Regions from separate parts of the Homo sapiens genome. Here region 1 is linked to region 2. The links are chromatin loops, found by intact Hi-C in ENCODE. Cell type or tissue: dorsolateral prefrontal cortex. All regions are shown on one strand. Links, peaks and the distances in the headings refer to the core of each region. The heading gives the core; the rest is flanking DNA. Region 1 overlaps RNF13 (ring finger protein 13). Region 2 overlaps RNF13 (ring finger protein 13).

The links. A loop is a pair of places that touch in the nucleus more often than their neighbours do. Peaks named below come from ENCODE experiments on the same cell type or tissue, not always from the same donor. Only the 100,000 strongest peaks of a DNase experiment are listed, where the experiment ranks them.
Region 1: it touches region 2 in a loop (2.8-fold over the local background); 2 of 110 quality-filtered maps call a loop at or near these places.

The regions. Positions count from the first base shown.
Region 1 is chr3:149,891,831-149,903,161 of GRCh38, forward strand. It overlaps RNF13 (ring finger protein 13), which reads left to right. Exons shown (of 10, transcript NM_183381.3): 5 at 3,643-3,730; 6 at 10,242-10,332. Among named protein-coding and RNA genes, the nearest start is that of PFN2, 73 kb to the right of the region's middle. In dorsolateral prefrontal cortex, for the core only: no CTCF peak of the experiment used is centred there; no DNase peak of the experiment used is centred there; H3K27ac peaks cover 2,476 bases.
Region 2 is chr3:149,813,648-149,824,978 of GRCh38, forward strand. The region is part of intron 1 of RNF13 (ring finger protein 13); the gene reads left to right. Among named protein-coding and RNA genes, the nearest start is that of RNF13, 6.1 kb to the left of the region's middle. In dorsolateral prefrontal cortex, for the core only: no CTCF peak of the experiment used is centred there; no DNase peak of the experiment used is centred there; H3K4me3 peaks cover 1,654 bases; H3K27ac peaks cover 2,625 bases.

The DNA.
Region 1 (11,331 bases), core at 2,997-7,996, 79 kb after region 2:
AATGCTTACTAAATGATTTAACATTTATTTCTGCCTCATGTGTTCTTAAAAATACCAGCTGCTGCTTAGTTGAAAATGTAATTTAATTTGACTGACACATGAGTTTTATAGTTCATAAACATGGATGTATTTTCCTTGTTTGTATTCATAAGCCTGTTAGTCCATATGTTAATGTGTTCTTTGATTTAATTTCATTTCTTTATTTTAAAAATCGATAAAAACAACAACAAAAACCTTGGGAAAGCCTTCATACTTGCTACATTTTTGAAAACATGCATCTATTTTTTGGAGATCACACTTATGCCTACAGAATTTCTTCCCATTTTAGTGGTTTCCTAAGGTTTCTATTTTAGGAGTTTTATTATTATGTTAACAGAGAACAGCTTTTGATATTGATATAATTTTGTAGTGTATTTATAGAAACAAGTGCATTTTGGATGTGTGAAAGACATATTTCTCCTAAGTTGCTTGGTACAGTTTTAAAAGCCTAATGGTTAGATTTAGTTAAACATGGTGGACTGTTATAAATCCATTCATGTATATAGATGATTCTTAATAATTTGAGAGTGAGAAAGCCTCTTGAAAGATTATTACTTTGTCTCCTCTCCAGAAAAGTTTATATGTAGACAACCGCAGATTTAAGGACCCCCTGGAGACCTGTTGGGGAATTGGGATAGTACAGGGGTCCCCAAGCCCCCAGCCGTGGTCCCGTACCTGTTAGGAAATGGGCCGCATGGCAGGAGGTGAGCGGTGGGCCGGCAAGCATTACTGCCTGAGCTCTGCCTCCTGTCAGATCAGTGGTGCATTAGATTCTCGTAGGAGCGTGAACCCTATTGTGAACTGTGCATGCAAGGGACCTAGGTTGCACACTTCTTACGAGAATCTAACTAATGCCTGATGATCTGAGGTGGAACAGTTTCATTCTGAAACTATTCCCCCGGTGGAAAAGTTGTCTTCCACAAAAGTAGTGCCTGGTACCAAAAAGGTTGGGGACCCCTGGGGTATGACATGTATATGTGTAAGTATAAGACACTATATAAGATCTTGAAGAAAAATATAAATAGATTAACGTAAATACTCTAAGCAGGGAGCAATTAATATAGGTACATGTGGCATAGGGGTACAGGACAGGGCAAGCTTCATGGAGATAATGGAATTTGAAGTACTGACAGGCATTCAGAAGACAAAGCCAGTTCTACACAGGGTCAAGAAAGCAACTGACCTGTTTGGCTACCCATGAGTACTGAAATTTCCTTAAGGATAATGACTTTCTGATTGATCCTCAAGTTCCACATTGTGCCTAGTATGGATACAGTTATCTTACTCATTATGTAAGCTCAGCAAACTACTTGCTGAATTCAGCCACAGTTTTTACTCGTTGTGCTTTCTGAGACCACTTTTCTCTGTGTTCTAACATGTTGCATGTTTGCCTTCACACATATTTTTATTCAGGGAAAAAAGTTAAATTATGTAATTTCAATGACTATGTGCTTTGGTTGGCTTTAAAAAGAAATTTAAAACTTAAGTTTTGTATTAGCAGGAAACAGCTTTTGATATTGGTCTAATTTTATATTTCTTAAATTGTGTCTTTGGCAACAGTTACTTTTTGGGTGTGGAAAGAAACATTTCTCCTCAGCTCCTTGGTTAGCTTTTAGGGAAAAGTTAAAATGGTCATGAAAGCATCAGATAAACTAATAGTAACCCCAACTGAGTATACTTTTGTTTAAATAAAAGCCAAGTGAAGTCTGTACTGCCATGGTAATATAATGCAGAAATAATAAGTTAATGTATGTAACAAATAATCAAAGTTTATAGACTACATTCTTAAGAGATTATTTTTTTCCTCCCTTTGGAAAGTAGTGATATCTAAGGGGAAGAGGGTGTGGGGGACTGGCATTTTCTCAACATTCATAGTTGGATAACAAAATCCACCTAAAAATAAAACATGTACTCATATGCAAAAATGCTAAACTTACTTTTTTGATTATTGACCTTTCTTTGCACAACTCTAAAACATACTTGTCACAGTTTTGTTGACTGGTGATTTCTTGCCATTCCTACAGTAGAGCAGTAAGTCCTGTGCCAACAAACAATTTATATTATTTTAATTAGTTTTTTAAAAAATCACTTTCTGCCTGATTTTATCTCCTGTGTTTATAATGTTATAATATGAGCTATTAATTTAAACACATTTAAAAAGTACGTTTAATTGATTCAAGTAATATTTAATACTGGCCTACCCTGTGTCAGGCTATTTCATAGGTGCTATGGAGGCTATAAGATAAACAAAGTATTAATTTCTTGGGGCAGTCATATCTCCTACAGATTTAGTTTTTTTTAGTAATAGGATAATATTATTCTGATTTATCCACACTGTTGTCTCTTTCAGAAATCTAACTTGAATTGGTGGGATAGTTTTAGAGAAGTCAAGAATAATGTAGAAGATAATTTTTCTCTGTGCCAAGTCAACTGACCTGACTGGGATTGAATATGTAGACCTCATTTCTCTTACCTAGCTTTCAGATCCAGTCTGAATAATTGCACATCCTTTTTACATTTGGGAACTTGACTCTTTGGGCTTTCCCTGGCCCTTTGGAACATGACTCAGGTTTTATTTTTATTGAATTATAGCAGAGTGTTGAATCATTATAATGCTGATAACTAAAACAGAACTAATATTAGACTTGGAAATTCTTCTAAAAAATTAATATGCCTGTTTCTTAAAAACACTTAACACTCAAACACTCTGAGACATACCATTGTGGAATGCTCATAAGGTAATGTATTTCAAGAGTTTCTTACTATCATTAGTATCCAGAACTATATATACTCAAAAGTATTTCAAGTATTCAAAACTATGTATATATATGTTTGCCCTCCTAATTTTTATTTTATTCAACCAATATGCAAATAATGATCTATCTGATCCTTCATTTTTGCTAATAGTCTAAAGGTCATACAATAAGTAGTTTAGGTCTGGGTTTATTTTTACTTATAACAGAATATTATTTTTAAAGTGAGACGTAATAACATGTTTTGACACTTTCCAGATCTTTCATGTAAAAAAATTCTGCCACACATCCAACTATATTCTTATGGTACAAAGGTTACTATTTTGGAGGCTAGCTTTAGGAAAGATCAAATAGCTAGATAGAACCAGAGTAAGCAACTTCAGCCTGCAGGTATTTTTAAGTTTTTAAAAAGCTTTGTAAAGGAATTTTACAGAATATTTTGGATGATCAAGCTAGTGATATGAATTGGTTTTATCTGACTCATTTCTGTGTGTTAGGCATGGTATTAAGCATTTTTAAAATATTATTTTACATATGACAAGAATATTGTCATTCTCATTTCAGAGGTTAGGAAACTGAGGGTTACAAAAGAAGTAATTTGCTCAAGTTCATCCCACTAATTCATGGCAGAGGTGGGAATTGAATGCTCAAGGTCTGGTAACTCCTAAGCCTGATTACAGCAAGTTTCTACCTCTTTAGAGCAAAACAGATTAATGCTTTGAGTCCTTTTAATGTTTTAGCTTGTATCCTCATCTTTTATTTACTTCAGTAAGTTTTTATAATCAATTGTAAAAGACAAACCACTGTCTTCCTTATAACATAATTTTTTTTTTTTTTTTTTGCTTTGCAGGTTTTAAATGCACAGAGAGCAGGATACAAGGCAGCCATAGTTCACAATGTTGATTCTGATGACCTCATTAGCATGGGATCCAACGACAGTAAGTACAGGTATCACTTTTCTTCTCTCCTGTTTGACAGATCATTTGTAACTAAAAATTAACAGGATTTTCCTTCTCTCATTTTCTTTTTAAAAAGCAAAATTTCTTCTCTATCAGATAATCCCTCATTCTTAACTCTGGATGATTTTATTCATAGTAGAGATGAAAATGACTTTCTTTTCTGAACAGTTTTTTTTTAAACATATATGTTTTATTTATTGATATTTTGTTAAAAACCAAAATGGGGGAAACAGCTTTAATAGGGATAAACATGCTGAGTTAAGAATGCCATAGAGGGTGTTTTGTAATTTATTTAGAGATTCACAGCATTATTTTAGGGTATGCACATACACTAAGTAGCTGCTATAATCTGCTGGAGTTCCAAAGCCACATACTTGTGCTTCCTTATACCAGTTGGTTATTAGCCCTTCGTCATACATTGGTATGTTCATAGTTTTTCATTTCAGATGGGAATGTCTTTCTTTACTCTCTACTAATTATTAGCTTGTAGGGAAAAACGAGCCAATTTTAGTGGCATAACTGGCTGTAATAAGACACTGACTTTGAAGCTGTATGCCTCACTTAATGTAGTTTCTATTACTCAGGGCACTATGGGGTTTTATCAAAACCTTTCTAATTGATACTAAGATGATTTACTGTCAACACTCATGATTAGAATTTATTTTATTCTTTTGAGTGCATAACCATAATATATTTTGTTATTAAGTCCTATTGATTCATATTTTCAGGGTAGAGCAAAGTATAGACATAAAGCTATAGACTGATAGAAAACACTGGAATGTATTTAGGAGTTTAAATAACTGCATCCTGAAAAGGAAATATTTTATATTCCTTAACCAAAAAGTCTTCTTTTAGCCTATGACAGTGTTTTCTGTTGTTTTTGTTTTTGCCCTTCTTCTTTATTTTTTTTTTTTTGAGATGGAGTTTCACTCTTGTTGCCCAGGCTGGAGTGCAATGGTGCGATGTTGGCTCACCGCAACCTCTGCCTCCTGGGTTCAAGCGATTCTCCTGCCTCAGCCTCCTGAGTAGCTGGGATGACAGGCACCTGCCACCACGCCTGGCTAATTTTGTATTTTAAGTAGAGATGGAGTTTCTCCATGTTGGTCAGGTTGGTCTTGAACTCCCGACCTCAGGTGATCCGCCCACCTCAGCCTCCCAAAGTGCTGGGATTACATTCGTGGGCCACCGTGCCTGGGCATTTTTGTCCTTCTTAACCCTAATAGAGTGAGGCAAAATTATAATATGTAAAAAGTAAAATTTATTAATACATTTCTTAATTTCTTTATATTTTAAATTATTATTTTAACCTCCTAGCTAATTAAATCTTCATGACTGTAGAATCCATTAAGTACCCATAAGAAGTTTTAGCATTTCAGGAATAGTTTGACAGCTACTACATGGGAATTACAGGACTTACTTAAGTGAGTTTACTTATCAAATAAACTGGTAATGTTAGTACTGCCAATTTGACACATTTTACTTCTCCTTTAACTATTTCCCTCTTAAAAAAAATTATCCCAGTTGATACATCCCATGGTCAGTAACTTTTGTGATCTGTATACATTTACTGGCAAAATGGAAAGCATGCGTAGTCTGGAAATGGATAGGCCTGAATTCGAAATCAAATCCTACTTGTATCAGTTGTATAACTTTGAGCAAGTTACTTACTCTTTGTGTGTTTTGCTAAAGGCCCAAGCCCAGGATTTAGCAAACCTTCAGGACCTTCTCAAGGGCTGAATATGTTTTGGATTGAACAAATTGATTATTATTTGTAAACTATTTACTCTTTTGACATGTTTTCAGTAAAAATTTTGCAGGCTGAAATTGTCAGTTCCCTTTATCACTTATTTTTTCTTTGTAATACTGTAAAACCTTTTTGTGATAATCATGTCAGCTCCTAAAGAAAATATGTTCAATATTAAAAGTAGCACACAACCATATAAGCCTGCTGTTGCCATGGAAATGTTTCAACTGAGTTGTTGTTCAAAGACTGCTCAGAATTTTGGTTCTTGACTTTGTTGCTTAGATTATTTTCTATGATATTTTGCTCCATCTTTGCGCATGTGTTTAAACGTTTTATATGTACAGAGACAAATGTTGTAAAGATCTTTACCATTTTCATGTTTGCTATTACTTGGTAGAGGTAAGAAAAGCATAGATTTATCAGAAGAGGCTTGTATCTGTCCCTCTTTTCAAGGCCTTTCCTAGGAATACTGGTATCTTATACCAAGCAGAGATACTAACGCCTGGAAACAAAAGGAAGTTGTAAAAGCCCCTTCCTGTTGACACTTCACGTAAGGAATATACCAATTTTTATTTCAGCCAGGAACAGAATGGATTAATTCAGTGAGCCAATAACATTCTTTATCTTTAGGAGACAGCAGAAAGTGGTAGGAAGGACACCAACTTCAGAACCAGGAAATATGTGTTTATTCTAAGCCAGGCTAGTTGTTATGTGAACCAGATACCTGCGCCCTCAGGAAAGTTACTTAATCTTTATAAGCACATTATTTTCATCTATAATAGTGTGAATAATTTTGATAATTATTTGACCTGACAAATTTGTGAAAACCTTATGAGAGAAGGTATATGAGAAAACCCATGCAATGGCAGAGTGAGAGGAGCCTAGATGAGGAGTCAGAAGCCTCCAGTTTGAGTCCAGACTGTGCAAATATCTAACTGTATAACCAGGTCAAGTTGTTAATATCTCTGGGTCATTTTTTTTTTCCTTTTTTTCTTTGATTTCTTTCTTCAACAAATGCATTTTGACAGCCTACCCTGCACTGTTTTAGGCACTGTGACTATAGGAAGTAATGATGCAGTCAGAGGCTCTGCCTTCATATCTTTCATTGAGGTAGTAGAGTGCAGTACTTAAGAGAGTACTTTCCGGGTACTGCTTGTTAGGGTTTGAATCCCAGCTTTACCACCTAGTAGCTGTATGACCTTGGGTATATTACCTAATATCTATATGCTTCAGTTTTTCTGATCTGTGAAATTAGGATAATAATAGTACCTAAGTTATTTAGTTGCGATGAAGATTGAATGAATTAAGGCCTGTTAAGTGTCTAGAGGACTTCCTGGTTCTTAGCAATCATTTAATGATTGTTCAGATATTATTATTGTGATTATTATCATTTTATTGCATTCTAGAGTAGGAGAGAAGAAATGAACACATAATCAAATAGATGTGCTATAATGTCAAGTAGTGATAAATGCTATGAAGAAAAATATCAGCATAAGGGGATATAGAATGACAGAGATGAAAGGAAGGCAGCTATTTTAGATAGGGTGGTCAGAGAAAGCTTCTGTGAGGCATTGCAATTTGAGCACCGATCTAAAGTTAGAGGCTGAGTCATGCAGATTTCTGAAGGAGGGTATTCCAAGGAGACGGAACAACAAGTACAACAATTCAAAGATAAAGCATGCTTGGTGTTTCCAAAGTGTGGCATAAAGCCACAATGGCTAGAGTAGTGAACAAGGGAGGGAGTGGGGGGATAAGGTTAGAGAAGGAGCCAGGGGTCAAATATGATGGGCCTTGTCAGCCATGATAAGGACTTTGGAATTTATTCTAAATAAGTTTTAGGCTGGGCACAGTGGCTCAGGCCTGTAATCCTAGCACTTTGGGAGGCCAAGGCGGGAGGATTGCCTGAGCTTAGGAGTTCAAGACCAACCTTGGCAACATTGTGAAACCCCATCTCTACTAAATATATAAAAAATTAGCCAGGTGTGGTGGCGTGCATGCCTGTAGTCCCAGCTACTCAAGAGGCTGAACCACAAGAATCACTTGAACCTGGGAGGCGGAGGGTGCAGTGAGCCGAGATCGTGCCACTGCACTCCAGCCTGGGCAACAGAGCAAGACTCCGTCTCCAAATGATTGAATGAATGAATGAATGAATAAATAAAAAAAAATAAGTTTTAAACAGCTGTGTAAGGCAATATGACATATTTCATAAACGGAGCACTTTGCTGTTCTTTGGAGAGAACACTGAAGGTGAAAGGTGAGCAAAAGTGCCAACAGAGAGAACATTTAGAAAGCTGCTGCAGCAGCCAGGCAAGAGTAATGGTGGTTTGGAGTATTAGTAGTTAAAGTCATGAGAAGTGGTAGGAATATGGCTATATTTTGAAGCTGACAGGATTTGGTATAGGGAGTAAGGGAAAGGGAGGAGTCAAGGATGATTCCAAGATGTTTAGTCTGAGAAACTAAGTGAATGGCTATGCTGTTTACAGAGATGAGAAACAGAGTTGATCGACTGAGAGAAAAGAGACATTCAGAGTTCAGTTGAGAAACTTTGTTTGAAACATGTATTAGGCAATCAAATGGAGATATTGAATGGACAATTGGATATACGAATCTGGAGAGTTTGGGGCTGGATCATTCAAATTGTAATCTATCTTTGTCGATATGTACTTCACAGAGTTGTTTTACAGATCAAAATAGAGTGTTTTAAAAGTATTTTGTGAAGTAAAACATATTTAGTTTTGTTTTCAGTAGATAATGTTGCCATTTTCAAGATGGCTACTCATATTTGCTTACAATATTTTCTCCCTTTTTCTTAATCATTTTATTAAAGTAAGGAGCTTTCTACATCTCTTTAGATGTCATAATTCAAAGAAGCTAGGTTACTTCCAATATTATTAGCCAGTAGTTACAAACCAAAAGTTATTCCTTGAGTTTGTCATAGTATCTTCATGAAAGAAGAAAGCATCATACAATTCCAAGTTTTAAGTATCAAATAAAATAAGCTTTAAACTCATATGTGGTAGAGAAAATATCTTAGCAAAATAGAAAATATCTCCCAAATATAAAAAAAAATATAGTCCTATAACAATACCTCTGCATCTATTAAAAAAAAAAATGCAATAATGCCTGTAGCCCCAGCTACTTGGGAGGCTGAGACAGGAGGGGCACTTGAGCCCAGGAGTTACAGGCTGTAGTACACAATGGTGCCATCTGTGAATAGCCACTGCACTGCATCCTGAGCAACATAGTGAGACTCTGTCTCTAAAAAAATAAAAATAAAAATAAATGATGAGGTAGATCTGTATTTATTGACATAACAGGATATCTGAGCTGTATCATTGTGTAGAAAAAAAGCTTACACTTTAAAAATTATATGATCCCATTGATATAAAAAATAAAATTTTATTGATCATGTTGATATAAAAATAGTGATTAAATATTTCTTGACTAATATTTTTTGTTTCTGCCCTCTTTGGGGCTTACATGTTTTTTTCTGGTGTGTATGTGCGCGCATGTGTGCGTGTGTGTGTGTGTGAGAGAGAGAGAGAATGTATGAGAGTTGAACGTTTATATTTGCATAAAACAATCTAGAAGTGAAAAAAACTTACTCTACCAAGGATATCAAGATTTTAAACCTTGTCTTTATAAGGATGAAAACAATAACAGCAAAATAGATCAGTAATTTATAAGTTTAGGGGGTAGGGGTTGACTGTATGAGGGAATTTTGGTGGGTGATGGAACATTCTATATCCAACTGTAGTTGTGGTTATAATTGTATGTATTTGTCACAACTTACAGAACTGCTTATTACTTTAAATAAAACATTTGTCCTTGGATGGGAAAGATTATGATTTTGTTTTGTTTTCTTTTTCTTTACTTGCCTCCCCCCCTTTTAAATGCATAATGAATATGCATTGTTTTTAAAATGCAGAACAAAGTTATTTTGAAAACTATAAAAAGAAAACAAATGGGCCTTCTCTAAAGCCAAATGTGTTAAACTAACTCACAGCTAATAATGAGGCTGCTTTTTCTATTAGCAACATTAAGAGGATTGTTTTTCTTTCTATTCCTGAGTAATGGGTAATTTTGACGAAATTCTTTTTGGGTGGCATTTGATTTTGGTTTTGAATATGGGTAGAAGAGTCAAATATCTTAAGATACCAATCAAACACAAAACTTTGCCATGAGCGCCAGGCTTACAAGGAAATAGAAACCAGCTTTCCTGCCCTATTCCCTTTCTCAACCCCTGTCAGCCTTTCAGTCTGGAAAGCCAGAGATGTGTGGTATTACTTTTTAGATTGTTGTGAAGTTGTCTTTTCTTATATTCTCTGGCTTATACGTCTCCTGGAAATGGGTATGTAAAAGAAGCTTTTTCTCTTTTTCATTTAGGAATTAAGTTATGTGTGGGAAGAAAACCTAAAATTTCTTCATCTTTCTTCTCTAATAAGTTATGTCTAGAGAGGAAGAAATCAAATGGAAATATTAAAAATAAAAATTACATCTCAATCTTATAGACTATTGAGAGAATTCAGGTAATGTGTATATGCAAAATGTTAGCTTTGTTACTGTAAATGTTATGTTTCTCAACCATTTTGATGATGAATAAAATCTGCAATCTGGAAAATCAAGCAATAGACAATTAAAGTTGATTGTAATTGTTTCCAGTTGCATTTGCTGCTATTATGAAGAAAAGTTGATTATACACTAAATATGGGCTTTTAAGAATAATTTCATTATTCTTTTATACAGTTGAGGTACTAAAGAAAATTGACATTCCATCTGTCTTTATTGGTGAATCATCAGCTAATTCTCTGAAAGATGAATTCACATATGAAAAAGGGTAAGTAATGGATATAAAAAATCATGTTGCTTAAAATTCTTCTTTATATTAAGGTAGAATTATATAATATTGTAATCAAGATTATGTTTCAGAATGAACTCTGTAGTGCTAAATTATCCCTTTTTAAATCATTATGCTTTTAAGACGTAGTATTTTAAAGTATTTTACTACTTTTTCTTTGTATGATTATGTTGAAAATATATTCATGCTAGTGAGAGTAAGTCACCCTTGTTGCTAAAAAGATAACTTTTCATTTTGAAGTTTAATCAAACTACTGGTATTTTAAAACAATGCAATTTATGTTTATATGACATTTTCTATTAAGAAATGTTTGTATATTACTAAAAAGATATTTTATATATTATAAACACAGAATCCAAAACATTGTGTTAAGGGACTAACATTTACAAAGGCAAAAAGTCAGTTTTCAAGTTTTAGAAGCTTGATTTGAATGAGAACTTTTATATGAAACTCTTCTCCCCTACCCCCACAAAATAATCTCATTACAAAGATAACATACAGACTGAAATTAACTTAAGGCACAGCTGTCTCAGCTAATATAGAAAACAGAGAAAACGGTACAATAAACACTTCAGAACTTCTTCCATGACACACAGATCCCCAAAACGTAGTTGACCAGAACAGACTTTGGTCTAAGAGGAACAACAACAAAAATAATAATAAAAGCAGCTAATATTTATTGAGCATTTAGCAAAGCTGGGCACTCATGAAAGCAAGACTTCTACATTTTGTTATCCATTTAATCCTCACAACAACCCTCTAGTGGTTGTTATTATTATCACTTATTATCTACATTTGCCAGAAGAGGTAACTGGCACAATGAAATCCAATTCTAATTATTTAGGGGGAAAAGAAATCCACGAATATTTCTGTTTGAAAATGCATAAAAAGAAGAGGGCAAGGTTTTCTGTTTACTGTTATTGTTAGTTCCCCACTACAGTGTTGATATTTAAAATACTGTTCACATATTATATGCTC
Region 2 (11,331 bases), core at 1,965-6,964:
GGAAAACATGTTTGGAAGGCTTTTCTTGGTCAAGTACCTGCCGCAACGTCCTCGGGCACATCGCTTGACTTTAGTTGAGGGGGCTGTTTTGTCTCTGAATAGAAGGAGGGCAGTCACTTCCTCTCTTTTACCCCCACCCCCTTTTTCTTTCCCTGGAAGCTCAGATTGCAGGTTTGGGACTTAACCCCTGCTAGGGCCAGATACTACGGTCAGTCAGCAGCTCTGCCTGTATGCTTGACTTGACTTGACTTGCACTTATTAAATAACTTTGTCCCAGAGAGAAAGAGAGAGTGGGCAGACATCGAAGCCAAACAGCAGTATCCCGGAAGCACTCATGCAACTTTGGTGGCGGCCACTCAGTTTTCTCTGCCAGTGTCTGGTAAATTCCTCTATTTTGTCCTAATCTGACAATAGTAAATAGTAAATTTCCAAAACTGTCGTTTCATCATCAGTTTCAGCACCGTGGGCAGCTGCTCGGGTCCTCTCTTGTTGCCCCAAACCTGCCCGGCTATTACTGTTCGTCAGTGATGCAGCAGAAACAGTGAAAACTGATGCATTCCTTTCAACAATGATGTGTTTGTTCTCCAAGGAGAACATCTGCAGTTTTTGATACAATATAAATAAGTAAGGTGGCTGTGCCTCCAAAGAGTTCTTCTGGAGAAACAGATCAATTCAAGATTTAAGGTAGGGCTTTCAAGAGTTTATGCTATTTAAGCACAGTTTTTTAATGGGTGGACATTAGCTCCATCTCGAAGTAACAAAACTGGACAGTGATAGCAATTAAAAAGAACTTTAAACAGGAGGTAAGAAGTGTAGTGCAGTGCTGTAGTGCAGGAAGTGTAGTGCAGTGCTGTAGTGCAGGGCCCATAAGGATTCATTAATAGATTTTAGAATCAATTTAGTACATTGACATAAGCTTTATAAAGAAAGAAAAAATACCAGAGGACATTGTATGGAATAAAAGTAAATATTATGGCAAGAAGCTTTTGTTTCAGTTTTTAACAGTATGTGTGTGTCAAGAGGAAGATGGAAATGTAAAGTGTATTATGGATTATGGCAAAAACAAATGTTTCAAAATACTAAATTCCAAATTTGGGAGTCAAGCTGGGTTCAGCTCTGCCATTTACTAATTCTGTGACATTTTCCGTAAATAAGAAATGAGTTGTTATGAGGATTAAATGAAACAAAATTTGTCTATTACATAATTTTTTTTTGTTTTGTTGGAAACTGTTGGAGAGAGGCACAGTTATTTTTCTCTATGTAGGGAATGAGAACTGTTTTATTAGTTTTTTTTTTTTTAACCTCTGCCTTTGTTTGAAGCTAGGCAGCTTGACATCTTGTCTCTATGTGTAATGCAAATCATAGACAGAATCTTGGTTTGAGAGGTATAATACTGAAGGGTTTGGGATAAGTTCTCATCTATGCTTGTATAAAGCTAATTTTCTCAATAATTTTGGAGGGGCATAAATTGTTGCTAGCATTCAGCTTTCTTCCCTTGATATTTTTCTGCATTCCAGAATAACGTAGATTTATCAGAACTTTTACAGGCACTAACTTTAGCTAAGTGAGGGTAGGCCTGAGGGTATGACTAAAGGGATAGATTTATGTCTTTGAGTTAAGTTGGCTAGGAAGGCATTTTATGCCTTATAGTTCTTGCCATAAGAGATGTATGAAATGAAATAGTTTGGTCAACTATCATGGTATGTTTTGCTTACTTCATGTAGGTGTGACCTAGAAATGGTTGGCATTTAAATAACAATATTTTTAAATCTGGGAATTGATGTTTAGCAGGAGGCAAATGAGTTTCAGTCAAAACAGTGTTTTGCACCATTTGTCATGTTTACCATATGGCATTGCATATGATAGTTTCACATGACATAAAAAGGGGAAGAAAGTTGGTAAGCATTGTTACTTTTCCCAAAAGAGGAAACAAAATTAGAAGCGAATTCCTTTTAATAAAGCATACTGGTGAGTCATTGTTCAAAAATGTATGTATTCTATAGATATTTATTGAGCATATATAAAAGTAAAATATTAAACTTTTATGAATCTTTTACATTACACAAAAGTTGATTTGGGAACAACACAGCATATGATTGGTATTGTCAAAGTTTATATAGCATAGTATATCAACAACAACAAAACAGTAATGTAGCTAATATTGATTGGTTAATATGAGCCAAATACAATTCTAAGTGCTTTATAATATCTCAGGTGGTTCTTACAGTCATTGATGTGGTAGATAGTAAGTTGTTTCCTTTTTATTTTTTTTTGGGACAGGGTCTTGCTCTGTTGCCCAGGCTGGAGCAATTATGGCTCACTGCACCCTCGACCTCCCGTGCTCAAGGGATCCTCCTATCTTAGCCCGACAAGTAGCTGGGACTACAGTCATAAACCCCCATGCCTGGCTAATTAAATTTTTTTTTTTTTTTTGTAGAGACAAGGTCTCATTATGTTGCTCAGTCTGGTATGAAACTTTAGGGTTCAAGTCATCCACCTGCTTCAGCCTTCCAAAATGCTGGGATTACAGGTGTGATACATCATGCCTGTCTTATCCCCATTTTCTAAGTGGGAAGTGGGGGAATTAAGGCATCACAGATACATAACTTCTGAGTTCACACAAGTAGCTGGTGGAGTAGCTGGAATTTGATCACAGGTATTCTGACTACAGAACGTCTGTCTCTTTTGTGTCTTATTTCATTAAAAAATATGGAATGCTGTGGGGCTATTGTGGATTCGTACTTGCTGGTGACCTTGGGGAAGCTCCTCCTCAATTTCCTTAACTCCTTCCTTACTTGTTTTTGTGGGGATTCAGATAATTTGTGAAGCAATCAGATGGCGTATATGTTTAGTAAATTATATGCCTTAGCCTTTTTTTTTTTTTCATTGAGGATGAGGTCATTTGAAAGATTGTTAGCAGTTGAAGGAGGGTGGAAAAAAAAAAGTTCCACATAAGGACACTGCCCAAGCAAAGGTATAGAGATAGGAAAAGCAGAATACATTTGGTAAGGATATATGTTTAAGGACCAGACTGGTAAAGATAGATGGATACAGATTATGGAGATTCTTAAATGTCAGACTAAAGATTTTATATATGATTTTTAGTTAAGAAGAAACTCTCTTTATGGATAATAATTTGTGAACAGGTCCAATGGAAGAGTGGAAGCCTAGAAGTAGGAATACCATGCAATTTAATTATAGTAGTTGAGGCAAGAAGTGATGATCGTAGTGAAGGTATAGATTTGAAAGATGTTGACATTATAATGACATTGACACTGGGAACTGACCAGAGTATAGGCCTAGGACAAATTTTTGGGAGGATAGTGATGTTATTAACAGAAATAAGGATATTATCATGAAGAACAGGTTTTGGTGGAAGGAGATTTAGGAGGAGAGAGGATGATAGGGAGTTTACTTTTGGAGCTGAGGAGTTGTTCAGACGTTTGGAAATGTAGAATGAAAACTGGAAGTTCTGTGTATTCTATGAAAAGGGAAGAGAACAAATGCTTACATTGTAAGGAAATGACCTAAAAGTAACCACTCCTCTGTGGGTCAGAGTTTCACAAGAGGGATGTGACTCCTTAAATTACTCACAAGTACAGATTTCTCAATGAAGATGCACCCATTATTTTTCCCTTTAGTGTATTTTGATTCGTGTCCTGGGAGATCAGGAGGTAAGGTAGTGGGGAGGAAAAACTTTTAGACCTAGCAAGGCTCCCATTTATTCAAAAAATAGCTAGTAAATTGGAGGCTAGGGATTCTCACCGTAAGAATTTTGAGAGTCTGATTTTTGTGTGGTACCAGGCATTTATAAACATATGTTGAATGCTGAATTGTTGAACATTTGAACATCTCCAGATTTGTTATTTTTATTATCCTGTCTTTGTTACCTTGAATTGGTTAATAGCAAAACCTTTAGAATCAGAGACTCTGTGTGCTTGTTATGGGGGGCAACAATGAAAGTCAGGGTGCAGCTAATGAGATTGTATTTTACTTATAGCCAGGATTGTGGAAGAAGACACTCAAAGGATAAGAGGCTTACCATTTTTCCCATTCTGTAAAACCATGTTGATGACAATACCAATTCTGAGAGTTGTTTTGAAATACTGAGTTAATATATGAAAAGGGTCTGGTACATGATAGATAGTAATTGAGATGTTTTTGTTACCAGTATTATTATCTTCACAAGTGGGGGGCAAACACAGAGATCCCAGAACCTATTATAAGAAAAAAAGGAAAACATCTGGAGACCCTTTGTACTTGAAAAAGGGCTCAGGACTAAGTCATAGAAGGACTGTAGGTTTCCTTTCTTGGAAGGTTTTCTAGGGTTTGGTACAATTGGGTAGAGCATGATGTTGAATTAAGTAGTAAAATATATCCATCTCAACTATTTTCAGTTTCCTGTCAAGTTCTCAGTAAACCAACAGAAAAATGTTGTTGAGCATGAGAAGAAGGTTTACTTTTCTTGTCATACCATTTTTGGAAACATTACTTGGATCCTACTACTTAGGGGTTTTTCTGTAGCATTTATTCACTCAAATATTTGTTGAGTACCTTCTTTGTCAGGCACTGTTCTAAAGAGAAAAATCCTTGCCTGCATGGAGCTTATCTGCTAATGGGAGAAATAAGGTGCATTTTCATAATAGACGGTAATTAGATTTTTCTCGTACTATGTATTTGTACCTATTTAAGCAGATGGTAATAATGAATACTATACCAGATTGTAACTAATTTTGCAGAGCATTTGAAGGAAGGGACCATGTCTTTCTTATTCGCATTTGTCTCTCCCTTTTCCCCTTCCTCCCAGTGGAATGGCTTAGATGTGTTTAATGCTCAACAAACGTAGGTACTCATCAAATGTTTATTACAGGGAGAAGGTGTTAAGGCAGAGGCTACATCTTAAAGATTAAAGGAGTCAGTTAAATGTGGCATGTATTAAGGACCCATATACCCCCTAGATTGAGGGTGAGAAGAAGAGAATCCGGCTGGGCACTGTGGCTCATGTCTGTAATCCCAGCACTTTGGGAGGCTGAGGTGGGCAGATCACTTGAGACCAGAGTTCGAGGCCAGCCTGGGCAACATGGTAAAACCCCATTTGTACTAAAATACAGAAATTAGCCAGATGTGGTGGCGTGCTCATGTAATCCCAGTTACTTGAGAGGCTGAGGCAGGAGAATTGCTTGTACCTGGGAGGCGGAGGTTGCAGTGAGCCAAGACCGCGGCACTGTACTCCAGCCTGGGTGACAGAGCGTGACTCTGTCTCAAAAAAATAAAATAAGATAAAAATAAAAAGAGAATCCCCTGGCTTATCTATGAGGTTGGAATAGGAATAAAGTTATATTGTAGCTGAAAGCATCAACATTATGGGAGTCTGGGTGTCACCCAACATTCCCACTAATTAGCTGGGTGATTTTGCATAAATATCTTAACCTCTCAGTTCATTTCCTCACCTGTAAATGAAGTAGTTGGAATTGTCCAGTTAAAATCTGTTTTTACGACTTCTTGTAAAATATCTCTTGCACTAATGTTTCACTTCACTAACGTAGATAATATAGAGCCAAGCATGAGCTTCCATTGAATAAGCATCAAGCTAAATATATACTCTTAGTTAATAAACTAATGTTTAAGAAAAGATGTCTACAAAATTTGTTGATGCTATTTACCGGTAAGATTACATTGTAATTTTTTAAAATAGAGCAAAATATTACCTAATATATAGTTTCCCCCATTGCCATTATGTAAAGGAAAAATAAGCCATAGTATTTTAGACCTTAATAATGGATCATAATACTCACTTTCATACTTTAATTTATACAACAGTCACTTGCCTCTGATATTGTGCTAGATGCTAGGTATTGTATACAGAATTAGAAAATGTATAGCTCCTAACTTTAAGGAGCTTAAGGAATAATGGGAGTGACAGACCATTTAGTTGTGTTGCATTTTGGTGGCATAGAGAAGCATATAATGAGAGTCTGGGAGAAGAGAAAGTGCTCATGGTTACAGAGAAAAAGACTGGAGGAATGGCAAGGGACTAAGCTAAATATACAGAGACGAGCCAGTTTATGAAGAACTTTGTGCTAAACCACAGTTTAGTTCTGAGCTGTATTCTGAAAACTGCTTAATCTGTTAAGGAATTTTATGCAGGCAGTAACATAATCAGGCATTTTTATATCTACCTTTATATTCCTTTTAAGAGAAGGTGTTCCCTGAGGAAGGTATTTGTTATTTCTAGTTGTTTCAACGATGTAGATCTTCCTGAGGAAATCAGTCTTTTTAACTTTGAAATAAAGTCTGAGGAACATTGTCAATTTTGTGGTTATAGAGTTAATAATTATTAAATATTAATAATTATGAAATATTCAGACATTAAAACATTTAAATGTTTATTGCCACATTAATGTAAACTGAAAAGAAAACTGAAATTTTGGGATGTTTTGCGCTTTGATGTAAGAGAGCTCTTGGTCAGCTACAAGAATTTGGCTTAGAATCATTTTTAAGGAGTTAGAAATACGTTGACCTTGAATTGATTGAAAGTGAATGTAGTTCAGGCTCAGTTTCTTTCTTTCTTTTTTTTTTGTTTTTTTAAAGAGACCGTCTTTTTCTGTCACCTGGTATGGTCTCAAACTCCTGGCCCCAAGCAATCCTCCCTCCTCAGCTTCCCAAAGTGCTGGGATTACAGGCGTGAGTCACCACTCCCTGCCCGGGCTCTGTTTCTAATGATAGAAATATCCAGGTAAACTTTATAGAGGGAATGAATTTCCACCGGGAAATAATCCTAGTGAGGAGCTGGTGATAAATGAATATTTCTGAATGAAGTCATGAGGGAGAAACATCTACTTTATTTAGATGTGAAACACCTCATTAAATGTTGAAGAATACTTTATTTGCATACTTACTATGTTTGTCATTTACTCTTTTGACCCTCAAAGAGGAAGAGCTGCTTATAATTTCCACATTTATCCAACATGGATTATAAATGTTAATTGCTTTTTTTGGAAAAAAAATTGAGGTAAAAATTCACGTAATTAACCATTTTAAAGCAATAGTTCAGTGGCATTTAGTACCTTTGCAGTGTTGTGCAACCATCACTTCTGTCTAGTTTCAAAACATTTTTATCACTTTGAAGTAAAATCTCATACCTATTAAGCAGTCATTCCCTGATGCCCCTAGCTCATGGCAACCACATCTGTTTTCTGTTTTTATGGATTTACTTATTCTGGATATTTTATATAAATTGAATTTTCAATATTTGAGTTTTTATCCCTGGCTTCTTTCACTTAGCAAAATGTTTTCAAGGTTTACCCACATGTAGCATATATCAGTACTTCTTTCCTTTTCATAGCAGAAGAATATTCCTTTCCATGTCAGAAGAATATTCCTTTCCATGTCTATATATCAGTTTGTTTATCCATTTATCCATCGATGGATATTTGGGTTGTTTCCACCTTTTAGTTATTATGAATATGTTGCTGTGAATATTTGTGTCCAAGGATTTATTTGAGAACCTGTTTTCACTTTTTCGGGTATATACCAAGAATGGAATGCTGGGTCTTATGGTAATTTTGTTTAGCTTTTTGAGGACCTGCCAAACTGCTTTCCACAGTAGCTAAACCATTTTACATTCCCACTGGCAATGTGTGAGGGTTCCAATTTCCCTACATCCTTGCCTACACTTATTTTCTGTTTTTAAGAAATTATAATTGCCATCCTTATGGGTATGAAGTGGTATCTCACTGTGGTTTTGATTTGCGTTTCCCAGATTACTAATGATTTTAAGCATCTTTTCATGTGCTTGTTGGCCATGTGTGTATCTGCTTTAGAGAAATGTCTATTCAAGTTCTTTGCCCTTTTAAAAAACTACATTGTTGGTGTTTTTGTATTGAGTTGTGTTTTTATATACTCCAGATACTAGACTGTTCATTATCAAATATATAATGTGCAAATGTTTTCTTCCATTATGTGGATTTTTTTTTTCAATTTTTTGATAATGTCCTTTGATAGATAAATGTTTTGAATTTTGATGAAGTCCATTTTATTTATTTGACCCATGCTTTTGGTGTCATATCAAGAATCCATTTCCAAATCCCAGGCCATGAAGATTAACCCTATGTTTTCTTCCAAGAGTTTTATAATTTTACTCCTTATATTTAGGTCACTGATTCATTTTGTGTTAATTGTTGTATATGGTATAAATTCCAACTTCATTGTCTTGCATGTGAATAGTTGTCCCGGCACCACTTGTTGAAGACACTGTTCTTTTGCCATTGAATGGTCTTTGGCATCTTTAAAATCAATTGGCTATAGATGTATCAGTTTATTTTTGGATGCTCAATTCTACTCCTTTGGTCTATATATCTATCACTATGCCAGTGCCATGTTGTTTTGATTACTGTAGCTTTGTGGTAAGGTTTTGAAATTGGGAAATGTGAGTTCTCCAGCTTTGTTCTTCTTTTTAAAAATTGTTTGGCCTGTTTAGGGCCCCTTGCAATTCCATATGAATTTGAGAATCAGCTTTTCCATTTCTGCATAAAAGGCCATAGAAATTTTGATAGGTAATATATTGAATCTGTAGATTGCTTTGGGTAGTATTGCCATCTTAATAATGTTAAGTCTTTGAGTACCTGGATGTGTGTTTGATATCCTTCAGCATTGTTTTTGTGTTTTATAGTTTTCGGTGTACAAGTCTCTCACCTCCTTTGTTATATTTATTCCTGGGTATTGTATTCATTTGGATACTATTATACATGGAAGTTTTTCTTAATTTAATTTTTGGATAGTTCATTGCTGGTATGTAGAAACACAATGGATTTTGTGTGTAACATTTATTGCCTTTAACAGTCATTTACTTTCTTTTTTCCATGTGCAAGCTGAATCACGTGGGTAAATAAGAAAGTGGAAAGTGGAACACTAAAGAACTTGATCTGTAAGATGTCTGATTTCCCTGAATGTGAAAACTATGAAATATGTTTTTAGCATAGTGTTGAACTATTATCTTACTATACTTGGGCTATTCCATTTCTGGTATCACGTTACATATATTTGGTCATTATTAAAGAAGGTAGATCATTTCATTTTCTTTAGGTTTGGAGAGAAGTGTCAATACGTAATTCATTTTCAAAGTTACAATTATTTTGCAACTTAATTTTGATGTTACACAGAAAGCCTCAGGGATAAACCATATTTATCGCAGAGTCTGGTACAGAGATCCATGAATAATAAAGATAAAATTAGAACAGAAGCTAATTTGAATATGTAAATTACCATTAATATACATTAGTTTTTCTGTTTTTTCTTGAAGTTTCCAAATAGCCTTAAAATTTCATTATGAATAGAAATGTGAACAATTTCAACCTCATAAGTAATTAAAGAAATGCAAATTTATGCAATACTTGGATGATTTGGGAAGGGCAGTATTTCATGACACAGACTTTTAATTGAATCCTAGCTTCACTATTTAAGAGGTAAGTATTACTGGGCAAGTAACTGAACACTTAAAACACTTAAAAATAAGAGGAAATATTTATAAAGTGCTTGCTGTGTGTTAGGCACTGTTTTAAGCACTTTATGCTGTTGATCTAAGTTTTTATTCCTATATTTATGGAAAGACAGTGGAACCTACTATAGAGTTGTGAGGATTAAAATAAATAATGTATATTAAGGACTTAGCCAGATATGTAGTAAGCATTTGATAAATATTAGCTATTTTTGTCATTTATAATTTCACCTAACACCAACAAAAGACCAAAAAAGGAGAATCGATACAATGAAATGCACATTTATTTGGAAATATAAATAGGAATGTTCTTTTCTGGAAAGCAATTGGGCAATATGTATGAAGTCTTAAAATGTTTCTTTGGTGTAGTGATTCCATGTCAAGGAATCTATCCCAAGAAGATAATCAGAAGTATGGAAAGATTTATATTCATTGGAAAATTATTTGTAATAGTAAGAGTTCAATTCAATGTTGTACAGCAAGAAAATAGACAAAGTCATGTGTCAGCCATATAAAGCAGTACAAAGTAGCTGTTAACATAGTGGTTATGAAGAGTTTGAACAACAAGGGAAAATCTTTGTTATAATTTCAAGTAAAAAAGCATACAAATCATAATACAATATGATACAAGTGATTACTTTGAACTTTGGAAGACATTATATTATTAAAATAAAATAACATGTTAAAATTTTGAAGTAGCTACGGAGTTAAAGTTGTAAAAACAATACAAAGACCTTTATGTTTTTTGTTATTTGAGAGAAAGTTGTTTCTCTGATGCTGTATATTCCTATAAACAACAATATTCTCTTTAAAGAAATGGCTGATTTCAGGGCTGGGGCAGGAAAAGTACAAGGCAGGACTGGAAAATCTTGTGCCAGAAAACAAGGAGGTGCTCAAGAATGTTGGGAACATATCAAAAAGACACAAAAGCTAGCTTGAATAAGCCTCCATTGGCCAAACAATTGGACATCAAAATGATAATACAATAGCAGATTATAACCCATTGAATAAAACAGTAATCTGTGATTCCACACTGATATAAATAAGTAAATGAATAAATTAGAATGTTGCCAAGAAATGTGATAATTACCGTGGTAGGCAGAATAATGACTGCCCAAAGATGTCCATATCATAATACTTGGAATCTGTGAATATGTTACCTTGTATGAGAAAAGGAACTTTGCAGATGTGATTAAGGACCTCGGGTTGGGAAGATTATCTGTGTGGGCCCAGTGTAATCACAAGTGTCCTTAAAAATGGAAGAGGGAGGCAGAAGAGGAGTTTGGAATAATGTGCTATAAGAAGGAATTAATCTGCCATTGCTGGCTTTGAAGATGGAAGAAGAGGCTACAAGCCAAGGATGTTGGCAGCCTCTAGAAGCTGATAAGTATAACAATCAAATTGTTGTATAATGTAAAACATTTTCATTTAAAAACATACATGAATAATATCCTAGACTAGAAAAAATATATGGTTTTTTTTTGTGAAAGGAAATGACCTCTGTCCTAGTTTTCCTTTGGGGCTTTTTTTTTTTAAAGATATACACACAAATATAGTTAGGTAGATTGATAAACACATACAGGATTATATGATTATGTCTAGTTAATGTCCATTTGTAAGTATGTCTGTATCAAAAAGCTCCAAAAGAACTAGGTCAGAGGTCATCCTCTTTTTTTTTTTTTTAATTTAACTTATTTTAAGTTCAGGAGTACATGTGCAGGTTTGTTATATAGGTAAACTTGTGTCATGGGAGTTTGCTGACTAGATTATTTCATCACCCACGTATTAAGCCTAGTACCTGTTAGTTATTTTTCCTGATTTTTTTTTTTTTTTTA